Linked DNA regions of Homo sapiens: region 2 is linked to region 1. Evidence: chromatin contacts called from ENCODE Hi-C data. All regions are on one chromosome and are shown on one strand. The core of a region is the stretch at or near the end of the contact, and the rest is flanking DNA. Distances in the headings are between cores, read along the strand shown. Region 1 holds the start of KCTD6 (potassium channel tetramerization domain containing 6). Region 2 overlaps LOC124909485.

Evidence for each region. A loop is a pair of places that touch in the nucleus more often than their neighbours do. Pooled maps may share reads with other maps.
Region 2: a loop to region 1 is called in a map with no recorded cell type, with 5 times the contacts of the local background. The contact joins the enhancer-like site here to the promoter of KCTD6 in region 1. A Hi-C loop is called at or near these places in 13 of 37 single-sample maps with no recorded cell type and 14 of 50 pooled maps.

Annotation. Positions count from the first base shown.
Region 1 is chr3:58,488,570-58,494,779 of GRCh38, reverse strand. KCTD6 (potassium channel tetramerization domain containing 6) reads right to left here and starts at 2,684. Exons shown (of 3, transcript NM_001128214.2): 1 at 2,611-2,684. RefSeq lists a silencer at 2,384-3,033.
Region 2 is chr3:58,174,673-58,180,882 of GRCh38, reverse strand. LOC124909485 reads right to left here. Exons shown (of 6, transcript XM_047449435.1): 4 at 3,037-3,175; 5 at 2,876-2,956; 6 at 1-1,390. The coding sequence ends at 381. Among named protein-coding and RNA genes, the nearest start is that of FLNB-AS1, 7.1 kb to the right of the region's middle. RefSeq lists an enhancer at 2,190-2,239. Within about 2 kb of position 3,027, at least 8 of the 41 ENCODE cell types and tissues checked have a DNase peak (open chromatin) inside an H3K27ac peak, as active enhancers do.

The DNA of each region.
Region 1 (6,210 bases), core at 1,435-3,934:
AGCATATCTGAAGAAATGCATACATAATTCAGTAAGTTAATAACTTAAAAAAATAACCTAAGAACCCTTAAATGCCATTCTCCCTATCACTGCAGAATTGCAATTACAGGCCTAATGGTTATGATGAACTAACTTAACAAAAATATTCTGGGTTTATCATTCCTGCTATAGATTAAGAATTCTCCGGGGCAAAAGTCCTAATCCTATATAACTACCTATATGTTGCAATAAAAACCTCCAACGAATAATAAAAAACTCCAACTACTGACTTCCCAGAGTTTCCAGGCAGCCCTTTAAAAATGCTTTTTTACTGAAACCTTCGTGTCTGGTAGTCAGAAAAGACTCAATAAACTCCCTCTTTCTATACTTACCTTCAAAATTGCCTTGTATTGAGTTTTGCTCTTCTTGAAATGTGGGAGTTTGAAAGCGAAATACTTTTTATAGTAACTAGTTCAGCGACATCTAAAGGAGTCTTTGGGGTTAACATTCACATACAGGCCAGCATAAGTAGCCAGGCATACAAGGATAATGTGATTATGGTTAGATTATCCTTAACCATACCACTGCAGAAATGGATTTTTCTCTACAAGTAATCATTTTCTCTTTCTCCTTTCTCAACCATGTGGTCTAGAAGAGAGAAGCTATAGGTTTAAAAGTGACCTAATATTAAAAAGCTGTCACAAATAGTCACAAAATCATAACATTCCTCTTAACCCTCAGTTTCCGCAAGATAAAACGGGATAATACCACCTTCCCAAAACGGGGTAATTACACCATTTAGGCACAACACAAAGGCAAAAATTGGCCTATAAGAGTAACACATCAGGACAAGGAAAGAGAACAGGTTCCCAGGGAGGTCCTGTAGTTGAATTCTGCTCCGTTACTGATTATGAGACCCTGAGAAAATCACTCTTTATGCCCAGCTTCTTCTTTGGGGAAATGGAGAAAATAAGGGAGATCATGAATATAAAACCATCTGTAAACTAGCAAGTATTAGACAAATGTGAAAACATTAGTGGCAGCAGCATAAACAAAATTTCTAGGTTAACATGAGAAACTTGAGTGTGAACACAAGTAATTTAGAGCATTGGCCTGGAGACGGCAAATATGGAGGAGGCAGCCTCTTAATTTGCTTCAAATCTCCCCAGGTCCTCCTTTTCCCAGAGCTCCAGAAGGGAGAACTATATACAGGTAAAGGGGAGTGTCTAGTTTTCCCAGAGTTCACCAAACACCTGAGCTCCTGATCTCAGAAGGAACTTCTTTAAAGCATGACTCGGGATTATCTCCAAGTTAAAGCTGAATCCAAATACATACAGGTACTCCATTTTAAATGGACCCCAAATATCAAAATCCAAGCGCACTGAAGGATTCATAGGGTTCACCCTAAGATTCCTTTAAGTAGTAATGCTTTGGTTAAAATATGATTTATGAAAATTCAAATCACAAAACTTTGGAATGGCATCCATGGCTATCCTGACCACTCCATCGTTCATATCTAAGGCATAGCACAAAATCAAGTATCAGTATGGACTGATGGTTTCGGCCAAAGAGAAAATACTCTCAACCTACCAACCCTGCTGACAAACACATTTTCCTTTTCCTAGCTACATATTCGTTCATTTGAAAACATCTCAATCTTGGGCTCAGGACTGTGCTACATGCTGTCCCCAAGCTTCTCTCCTATCCCAGGATGATTCAAGTAATAGGGCATTTGTGACAGCGAAAAAAAGAACATGCCAGGGGGATATAGAAGAGATACTTAGGCTACCCCAAATATTCTTAGCCGAGCCGGGTCATCCCAGGTCACTTTGCCACCCAAACCTCTTCTATCACAAAGTCCTAAAATTGGATCCATCAACTTGTTCTAGAACTGGTATACTTGAACAGAAACATGGTAACTTCGGCAGAATATCCAAACAGGATCTCTGTCACGTTTCATTTCCCCGTCCCACCCCCAGACACAGCCTCCACCACTGTCAGCCCAGCAGGTGCTGCCAGGGCTCCCCATTACCATGGCCATTTATCACCTCTGACATCAAGCATTAAAAACGCCACCACACACACACAAATCTAGGCATAAAGAACTCAGCTGCGATCTGAGAGTCTCTTCAGGGCAGAAAATCCCAAAGGCAGGGTTTTGAGTCCTGCCTCAAGCTTTAAACTAGGGCAATTGGTGGCTAATAAGCGCCATCTCCCAAAAACAATCATTTTCGAGCACACCCCAAATATCTCCGTCCGGGCCGCCCTTCGCTGCTGCCCCGCCAGCGAAGCCCCCGCAACCCGACCCGGCCAGGGGTAGGGCGGGCGATGCTCCGGGCCCGGACGAGGGGCGCGCCGCGGGGCTCCGAACCCGGGCCCGCAGAAACCGCGCATCCCCGCCGGGCGGGCCCCGGAACCCCCGCCCAGGCCCCGCCGCGGGCACCTCCGCTGCTGGCTCGTGCCAGCCCGGGACGCGCGGTCCCCTCAACGCGGCCCCGCCGCCGCCCCGTTCCAGGAGCCCCCGCCCAGATCCTCCTCAGCCCCGCTCCCCTGGCCGCTCGGCGCAGACGTCTCCTGAAACCCGGCCCTCCCAAACCCCGGCCCCGCAAGCCCCGCGCCAGCCCCACTCACTGCGCGGCGGCGGCGGCTGCTGCGGCCGGGCCGGGAGATGCCCGCGGCCGGAGAGCGCGAGCGCGGGGACAAGCGAGCCCGCGCCCGGCGACGGCGGCGGCGGCGGCGGCAGAGGGGACGACTGAGCCCGCGCCCGGAGTTGCGGCTCCAGCTGCCCGGCGCGGGCGGCGCCTTCCCAGCAGAGCCGCGGCGCCACGAGCGCGGGCGCCCCCTAACGGCAGCGCGGGCTGGAAGCCAGAGAGCGGGCGGCCTGAGGAACTCAGCCAGCGCAGTCGGAGCCGCGCGGTCAAGACCACACGACCGCAGCCCCGAAGCCCCGCCCCGAAGCCCCAGTCCCGCCCCTTAGGCTCCGCTCCGAAGCCCCGAAACCCCGCCCCTACGTCCCGCCTCCGCCCGCAGCCTGGGGTCCGCCCAACCCCAGGCCCACTGCGTCCTCAGGGGTGGTGCCTCCACAGCTGTTTCTCCTTAGTCATTTCACGAACTTGTATGGGCCCCCCACTATATCTCAGGCCTGGGGGTTTAGGAGATACAGCGGCCACCAAGACGGAGGCGGGTCCTAATCAAAGGAGAAGACAGACAAGACTCAAGGAAACAGCTAATAGACAAAATAATGACAAGTTATGGCCGTAAGTGTTGGGAGGGACATGATTAGAGGACTTAGATGGAGAAGAAGGGAAGGGAGCCCCTGCTCCAAACGCAGTGGCCGAGGAAGACCTGGACCCCGACCTGCGGCCAGAGCTCCTCCTGCCTGCCCTGCATTGGGGAGACAACCCTGCGATGAGGCCTGTGAAGAAGCCCCCGGGGCCACCGGGGCAAGACGGTCTGGTCCGGCCTGACGGGCAAGACAGCAAAGGGCTGCTGGGCCCAGAAGCTCAGCAACACGGGCAGCCAGGTGGAGAGAAGGGCAGAGCTACCTTCAGCAGACAAAACGACCCATGCAAAGGCTCTGGGGCCTGGAGGAGCTCGACCCTAGATGAGACTGGCGCTGGTATTGTCCCCACTTCACCAGGAAGGAAGCCAAGGCTGCAGAGGATGGGCAGCACCTAACGCCTCAGGGCTAATTGGTCTCCATCCGTCCACTCGTTCCAAGTCCATTCACTTCCTGCTAGCCAGGCCACTGTCCCCTTCCGGTGGGACCAGTTACCTGATGCTGGGTTTAACCTTCTCCACCAGAATAACCACTGGCCTTAGAAACTCACTTGGGTTTCACGTCTGCATGTGTGTGAGCTAGCTCTGGGGTTGAAATTGTATCAGCATGATCATCACAGTTATATCTGATACTTGATTTGTCTCCAAAAGCTCAAATTGATAGGTTAAATAAATGACATATGCTTCATCAACATAACTGAGTGCTACATTATCAAATTCACAAAGACTAGGTGAGAATACAGGGAAATGTGTGTGAAAATGATCAATACACAAACTAGTACACATGATATCCTGATTTTATTTTTAAAAACATAAATATATACAGACAAAAATTTTGAAGGAAATACATCAAACCATTGACCATCGTGTTCAAGATAACAGTATGGGAATGTTAATGGCATTACTTCATAACGTTCTTCTGAATTTTCATGAATATTGAATTTATAATCAGAACACATAAATATTGAATTTATAATCAGAAAAATACAATGAGTTTTGGTTTGGTTTTTCTTTTTTTTTTTTTTTGCCCCCCACTCCTCCCCACCCCACTGGGTTTTGTTGTTTTTTAATAGAAGGACAATACCAAAATTACCCAATACTCAGATCTCCAGAATTTGGTGCCACTGAAAACCCAGAATTGCCTCTGATTTACTGGGTATCCTTGAAAGAGTCATTTCCCCTCTCAGGGCTTCTATTTCCCCATATAAAAACTGATGGATTAATTTTGTTGGTGATTTTGTCAGACCTAGTCCCTCCTATCTTAAAATTTTTATAACTAGTGCTAATTGTACTTTCACTTTTGTATTTTATAATTGATAGATGGCTATTGAAATGCAGTTGGGTTTTATATAATCTTATATTCAGCAAAAGTGAACTCTTTCAGTTCTAATAAGTTTGTAGGTTCTCTTGAATTCGCTGTGCAAATAATCATAGAGTCTGCAAGTCATAACAGTGTGGTATCTTCCTGTCCTTTTTTTCCTTTTTCTTGCTGTACTGTGCTGACTAAATTCTCTCACACAATGTTGAAGAGCAGTGATGGTAATGGGCATTTTTATCCTGTTCTTGACTGCTTGTAACATATCACCATTAACTATAGTGTTTGTTGTGGATTTTTTGATAGATATTCTTTATCAGGGTAAGGAAGCACTATTCTTCTTTACTATGAATGGGTGCTGAATTTTATCAATGTGAGATTCCCCCCATTGCAATGTAATGAATTACAACCATGGATCTTACTATATTAAACCATCCATGTATTCCCGGGATAAACTCGCCTTGATAATGTATTTTTTTAAGTCAATGCATTTTTATTCAAGGAATTTCACACGTCATGATGTATTATTTTTTCAGTATACCGCTAGATTCCATTTGCTGATATTTCATTTAGGGTTCCATTTGCTAATATTTCATTTAGGGTTTTTGTATCCACGTGGATGACTGAGATATGCTACTATTTGCTTATTCTCTCCTCGTCTGGCTTTGCTATCAAAGTTACATGAGCCTCATAACATACCTTAAGGAATGAGTGTCTATTCACTAGACTGGGATTTTCTGTAGTTTGAATGTTCTATAGGATTCTCCCGCAAACCATCTGGATCTGTTGGTTTGGGGGGTTGGGGGTGGAAAGGGTTTATATTGGAAGCTGTTTGCCTCCACAGAGCTCAGGGTTGCAAGCCTGCTGGGGAAGGCTGGCTTCTGGTTTACAGCTGCCCCTGACCCTCTGCACCTTTCTTTTCCAGGTGGCCACCAAGTATCCAGGCTCCTGTGGTAAAGATACTGATCCTGGTCTGCCCTGGGGCCAGGCTGACCTGGAGGGGGCTGTTTATTATTGCAGCTACACCTGTTACAGGAAGGAACCAAGCCCAGCACGGTGCTGGGAGGGCAAAGGGGCACCAGCAGTTGACAAGACAATGAAGTGTGGAGATCTGAGTCCCCTCCCTCTCTCCCTTCTCCCAACTCTCACTGCCTAGCCGACCTCACCTCCTACTTGTCAGGAAAACCTTTCCCCTTCAGTGGGAGCCCCCTAGAACCCTCCTCTGCCCTCTTTTGGAATGACCTGCATTGCACTGTCCTCCCCTCATGAGATGGCTGGGGGATTCCACCTCCTGTCCAGGTGATCCCCTCCCTGGGCTCTAGTCCATTCCTTCTCCCACCCTTTAGCCTCTCCAGGCTCAGATCTTCCATCCCTCCCTCTCTCCAGTCCCCATCTCCCACGCCCATCAGCAGATAAACAGCCTCAGGTCTCTGTCCCTGACTCAAGAATTTTCAGACTTCTCCTTCGACACAGTGTCCCCCTCCCTCTCTTCCTTTGCTGTGTCCCCCCACTTCCCCTAAGACCCCAACCCGTAACATTCAATCTGGCCTCAGGGCCCACCTCTCCATCTAAATGGCTCACCAGAATCCTCCTTGATACTAAATCTGAAAGAACCTCCTCCGACCTGCATGGCTCAG
Region 2 (6,210 bases), core at 1,778-4,277, 310 kb after region 1:
GATATATAAGGAATGGTGATTCCGTGTGCCCAGTGCTTCTGTGGACTCAAAAACCTGCAGAAGCATGAAGGTGGGCTCAACTAATCTGCTTGGAGGCATCTCAGAAGACTTCCCAGAGGAGGTGATGTGTGAAATTTCATCAGGGTGGGGCAGCAGGAGGAGCATCCCAAGTGGAGAGACCAGAGCATGAAAAGGCCTGGAAGTGTGAAGGTGCCTAAGCACATCCCCAAGGTCTATGTGCTCAGAGGAAGGTGATCCAGGTCCATGAGCCGGGGTGAGGGGTGGTGAAGGATGAGGCTGGGGAGGGAGGCCAGGCCTGCCTGCCAGAGGCCTGGAATGGCAAGATGGTGGTGGCCCTTACCCACGTGCCAGCTGTACTCCTAGGATGACATGACTGGGTACTGGAACTTCTCCTCGGGCTTCAGCCGATGCCGTGCCTGGAGGTCCAGGGCGTGGCCTTGGCCATCGTGGGAGATGCCTGGGAAGAGCAGCTGCAGGATTCTTGGGGAGACCTGCCTCATTTCTAAACTCTCCGGCCTGGTCTGACCTGCTGGCCCCTGAGTTGCTTTTCTGGCCTTCCAGACTCTGTCTCCCTTGGGTGGGGAGTCCTGGACACCCACTCCCTTGGACAGCTGGTTCTGGGCCCCCTTGGTCTCTGGCCATCCAACCTGTACCTCCTTGCTATCACGGGAGCTGGTGGCAGGCACTGGGCCCGCTACCAAGGCTGACCTGGATGGGGCCTGCTGGAGCTGCTTCCTGGGCACGGTCCCCTCCCTTAGGTACTTGTGGCCATCGTTGATCTTCCAGGCAACTTGGGTGGTGGCCTCCTTTTGGATGCATTCCTTCCAGCAGGCCTGGTTCTGGGAGGTCCACAGCTCCCCAGGGGCAGGGAGAGGTGGAGGAGGGAAGAATGGCTCTTCCCACAGCTCTGCGGCCTGTGTTTGGGCTCCCAGAGCCTCATCTCCAAGGATACATGCAGCCGATGAGGGCTGGGTTGCCAAGGCCCTGAAAGAGAGGAGAGGCTGGGCTGCCCTGGGGGACTTGGGGGGTCCCACAGGCAGAAGAACAGACCAGGCTGGAAAAGGGTGCAGAGCCTGGCCACAACCCACCCAAGGTGCCTGTCCTTCCCCCGAGGGACGGGCCCAGGCCTTTACCTTCACACCCACAGGGCTCTGGGGTGGCGCACGGGGTGCTGCAGCCTCTATTCCATTCAGCAAACTCTGATGCACACCTACTATGTGCCAGGCACCCAATGGGGGTCCAAAAAGAGGCCCAGTCTTCCCCGGCCTCAGGGAGCGCTGGACACGCAGCTGAGGAGGTTTCCAGGGCAACTCTAGGGTCCAGCTCCTCAGATACGCAGCTCTGTCCCTTGCTAGCGGAGTGGCCTCATCTGTACAGGAGGGTGAGAGTGGGAACTACCCTTAGTATTGGGAGAATGACACTAGACCAGCATATAAAACACTTGGACAGTGTCTGGCTGGGAGGAAGTGCTCCCTCAACATCAGCTGCAGTTTCACAAGCACCCGTGAGGTGCCAGGTGCTAAGCTGTGCTCTGTGTGCCTTAAACCATCCTCCCCATTAGTAGGCTTTCATGTCCTCCTTTCCAAGTGGGGCAATGGAGGCTTGGAAACCATGTGACTGCCCCAGGGCACTGAGGCTGGTGTGCCCGCTGGTGTGTACCTACTCCATGCCAGGCCCCGGGCTGGGGACTTTACTGTTACATCACTTAATCCTCACAGTGATTTGCAAACAGGCCGTCTTGCGTCACTCTCGCAAATGAGTAAACTGAGGAATCTCTGGGTTTAACCCCAAAACCCACGTCCTTGTGTTACAGACACAAAATTCTCCCAGGAAGTGGGATGGGCACTTGAGAGAGGCGCAGGCAGGGCGGGGCAGGGGAGGACCCACCTGACGCCTCGGCGGTACCACAAAGTCAGCCACCTGGATCCTCACACCTTCTGCCTCCCTGACCAGGGAGAAGGAGGCTGCCCACAGGGCCCTGGGGCCGCTTGCCTTCCACTTTTCATTCAACAAACGTCATTAGCTTCTGACCCTGTGCCAGGCACCAAGCCAGGCTCAAAATGTAGATGAGGAAAGACAGAGCCCAGGTACTTCCTGCTCTCAGGGTTTCACCCTCTAGAAGGGGAGGCAGACGCTTAGCCAGGTTGCAGTGAGTGGGTCAGGGAAGGCTTCCTGGAAGAGGTGCCGTTTGACTGAGACCTGAACTGTGAACATGAGTTAGCCAGGGGCAAAGCACAGGGGAAGAGTGTTGCAGCCTGGGACCCCCCAGTTAGAAAGGCAAGAAAGGCCACGGATGTATAGACTGCCCTCTGGGCCTCAGTCTTTCCACGTGTGAAATGGACTGTGAGGGGTTTGGGAAATTTGGGGAAGAAACTCAGGTTAAGTGGAATAGCTGGGTCTGAGATGCCTCCCCGGGGCACGCACAGTAGTGACTGATGAACCTTTCGCCTGCAGGCTGCCTGAGCAGGAGCTAAGCACCAGTTAGTCATTCTCTCCTGGCGGAGGGCCTACTGTGTGTCCCGGGCTGCAAGTGAACAACAGGACAAAACGCCCTGGCCTCGCGGAGCTGATCCTGCCCTGCCCTGTAACTCGGGTGTCTCCGCGGGCCGAGCCTGGCACACAGTAGGTGCCCGGGAAATGTGCTCAAGTAAATTATGCCTAGGCGCACTTCACATTGGCTCTGTTACTGGGGACAGTGGGGGTGAGGGGTGAAGGGAGGAAGTCAGGAGTTTCGGGGCTTGGGGGCGGCAGGACCCTGGAGTCAATCGGTTGCGGGGCGGAGTCTGCTGCTAGAACTCCAGACAGCCTCTCTGCCCCACCCCCGAAGCTTCTGCGCTGGAGCCCCCGGACTTACCAGCGCAGAAGAAGAGAGGTGGGTGGGTCCCCCTCCTCCTGGTCTGGGAGAGCCCGCGCCTTCCCCACCGCAGGGACTCCGCTCGCGGACGTATTTCGCGTGTCCAAGGCGACCCCTAGCGGTCACTGCGGCCACGACAACCCAGGCAGTCGTCCTCTCACCCCCGAGGCCCACAACTTCCCCGAGAGGGGAGCGGAGCTGGGACGGTGCAGAGAGGCGCTCCCAAAGGGCCGCCTTCCGCGGGCCCAAGGAGGCCAACGGCCCGCTAGGAGAGCCTCCTCTGGCTTCTGTTTTCTGTGTCTGGAGCCGTGCACAACTTCACGGCCCCGTTCCTAGACAGGTTTACCGAGTTTTAACACAGCCTTGACCATTAATGACTACCTGTGTGACCTTGGGGAAGTCACCAAACCTTTTTTTTTTTTTTTTTCTTTTTAGTCTTGCTCTGTCGCCCAGGCTGGAGTGCAATGGCGCGATCTCGGCTCACTGCAACTTCTGCCTGCCGGGTTCAAGCGATTCTCCTGTCTCAGCCTACCAAGTAGCTGGGACTACAGGCGCCCATCATCACGCCCGGCTAATTTTTGTACTTTTAGTAGAGGTGGTGTTTCACCATGTTGGGCAGGCTGGTCTTGAACTCCTGACCTCAAGTGATCCACCTGCCTCTGCCTCCCAAAATGCTGAGATTACAGGCGTGAGACACCGCGCCCGGCCAGTCACTAAACCTTTCTGAGCCTTGACAAACTCTCCTTTAAAAAATGTGATAGTAAGTCTCAGTGCATAGCGTTAGTGTTACTTACGATGATAATTTTCTTACTCTTAGTTTATTAACTTATTTAAGCTCCATCCATCTAACAATCCCTGGGATGGCGCAGTGTGGGAGCAGCCCTCAGGTCTGTCACTGGCCTAGGCCTATGCAAAGGGAAAATGGTGAAGCTCTGAAACCAGGGGACAAGAACAGGCTGGCATGTGGGCTGGAGCCCTCCTAGGTGCATGTGACTCACCCCTTTCTCCTCCCACCTTTCTGGCCACTCCCTGAGGCCACCAACATCCCACCTCAGACAGAGTTCTGTGGTTGGCCCACCCCACCCCACCCACTCCTACTGATACTGCCTAACCCTAATGCCCAGACCAAGACTCTGTCTGCCACACCACACTGCTTTCCTAGGACTCAGAACTTAATGTCTTAGTTCCTTTACACCAATAATAGTAATTTCACGAACACTTATCATGTACTGGACTCTGTGAAATGCCTTTTTTTTTTTTTTTTTTTGAGACAGTCTCGCTCTGTCACCCAGGCTGGAGTACAGTGGCGTGATCTTGGCTCACCACAACCTCCACCTCCTGGGTTCAAGCAACCCTTCTGCCTCAGCCTCCCCACTGGGATTACAGGCACATGCCATCACATCTGGCTAATTTTTGTATTTTTAGTAGAAACGGGGTTTTACCATGTTGGCCAGGCTGGTCTTGAACTCCTGACCTCAAGTGATCCACCCATCTTGGCCTCCCAAAGTGCTGGGATTGCAGGAGTGAGCCACCATGCCTGGCCTGAAATGCTCTTTACGTATATTTTGTCAGTGAGTTCTCAGAACACTCTATGGGGTGGGTCCTGTTACCCCATTTCATTGGAAAGAAAACTGAGGCACAGTTTTCTGTGAAGGATCAGTGACCTGCCTGCCAGAGGTCATGGCAGGGCCAGGATTTGAATCCCCAGCCCAACCTTAGAGCCACCACGCTTAATGGCTTCTCCATAAGCCTCCCTTTCCCTAGCTGGGGTGCCCCTTCCAGTCTGCCTTGGGGAGCCGAATCTCTGCAACACTCAGGCAGTCCCTCTCTCAACAGCTTTGGGTTGAGGAAAGTTTGCCCAGGCCAGTTGCGGGGTGGATGTGCTGAGCGGGAGGGAGGCAGGGGGAGATGCCTTTCTGGAGTTCATCTGATTTTAGAATGGAAGTTTCCCATTATTTCCGTATTTTACAGATGAGAGCAGTGAGGCACAGAGAAGGTGACCGCCTGAGGTATCTCGGTTGGTAAGCAGCAGCGCTGGGCTTGGAATCCGGTTTGAACCTGCAGCATGTGACCCGCTGTTCTCTGAATGCTGCTGCTACACGAGGTTATTCTGCTGCTATGGAGCAGGCTGCTTGTAGCTGGGCCTGAAGCTGGCATTTCCAGGACTTGGTGCTTCTGCTGAGGTTTTCTCCTCCTCTGAATACACCCTGCCGGGGTTCAGCACCAGCTTTGCCCTAAGCACGTCCACTTCCTAGAAAGGGAGGGCAGCCCCCGACAGGGAGAGGTGTTTTGGTATCTTGGCAAGGCAGTCAGGGCAGAGGGAGAAACATGGGCAACAAAAGGCTTGCAGATTCTTTCATCTTTGTACTTTGTCCCGGGGAGATAAGCGAGTCCAAAATACAAAACACCCTTGGATATGTGGATCCGTGCCACAAGTCAGGCTCGTAGATTCTCCATTTCCTGCCTGCTCTTGAGAGCTCTTGAGGAAGAGAGAAAAAGGGTGTGAGGGCTGTGGAGTAGGTCTCCCTAAATTCCATGCCCATGAGCCGGTCCCCGTGGGCCTGGGGGCTCAGACAAAAGCCTTATCACGAAGCAGAGAAGGATCTCTTTGTTTAGAAAGATTCCTCCCACCATGCGTTAGGCAGCATCCTTAGGACAAAGCCAGAAAAATAAACTGAATCCAGGCTTGCCTGAGCCCTTACTGCCCCCAATGTGACATTTTTACTTCCTCAAATTATGATTTACTACTGTGAAAGGGAAAAAATACCTGCATAAGATACTAATTTCTGGGAGTTTTCATTCGTGAAATATACAGATTATACAGCCTCTTCCCCCTCCAAGTTAATGGAGATTTGGAAAGACTCCATCTCTTTCCTTGACTCTACTTCCATAGGGCTGAGAACTGAGGCTAATGCGCACTTCAGTTAACAGCAACACTCCCCATTTTTAATATAAACTTGGCGGGTTGACAAGGATCAAGCACTCATTTTGCCTTTAACCTTTATTCTACTATTTGTTTTATTTTTTTTTAGATGGAATCTCACTCTGTTGCCTAGGCCAGATGGAGTGCAGTAGCACGATCTCAGCTCACTGCAGCTTCTGCCTCCCGGGTTCAAGCAACTCTCCTGCTTCAGCCTCCTGAGTAGTGAGATTACAGGCTGCACCACAACGCCCAGCTAATTTTTCTATCTTTAGTAGAGAGGGGGTTTCACCATGTTGGCCAGGCTGGTCTGGAACTGTTGACCTTAGGTGATCCGCCTGCCTCGGCCTCCCAAAGTGCTGGGATTACAGATATGAGCCACCGCATCCGGCCTATTCTGCTAGCCTATTCTGCT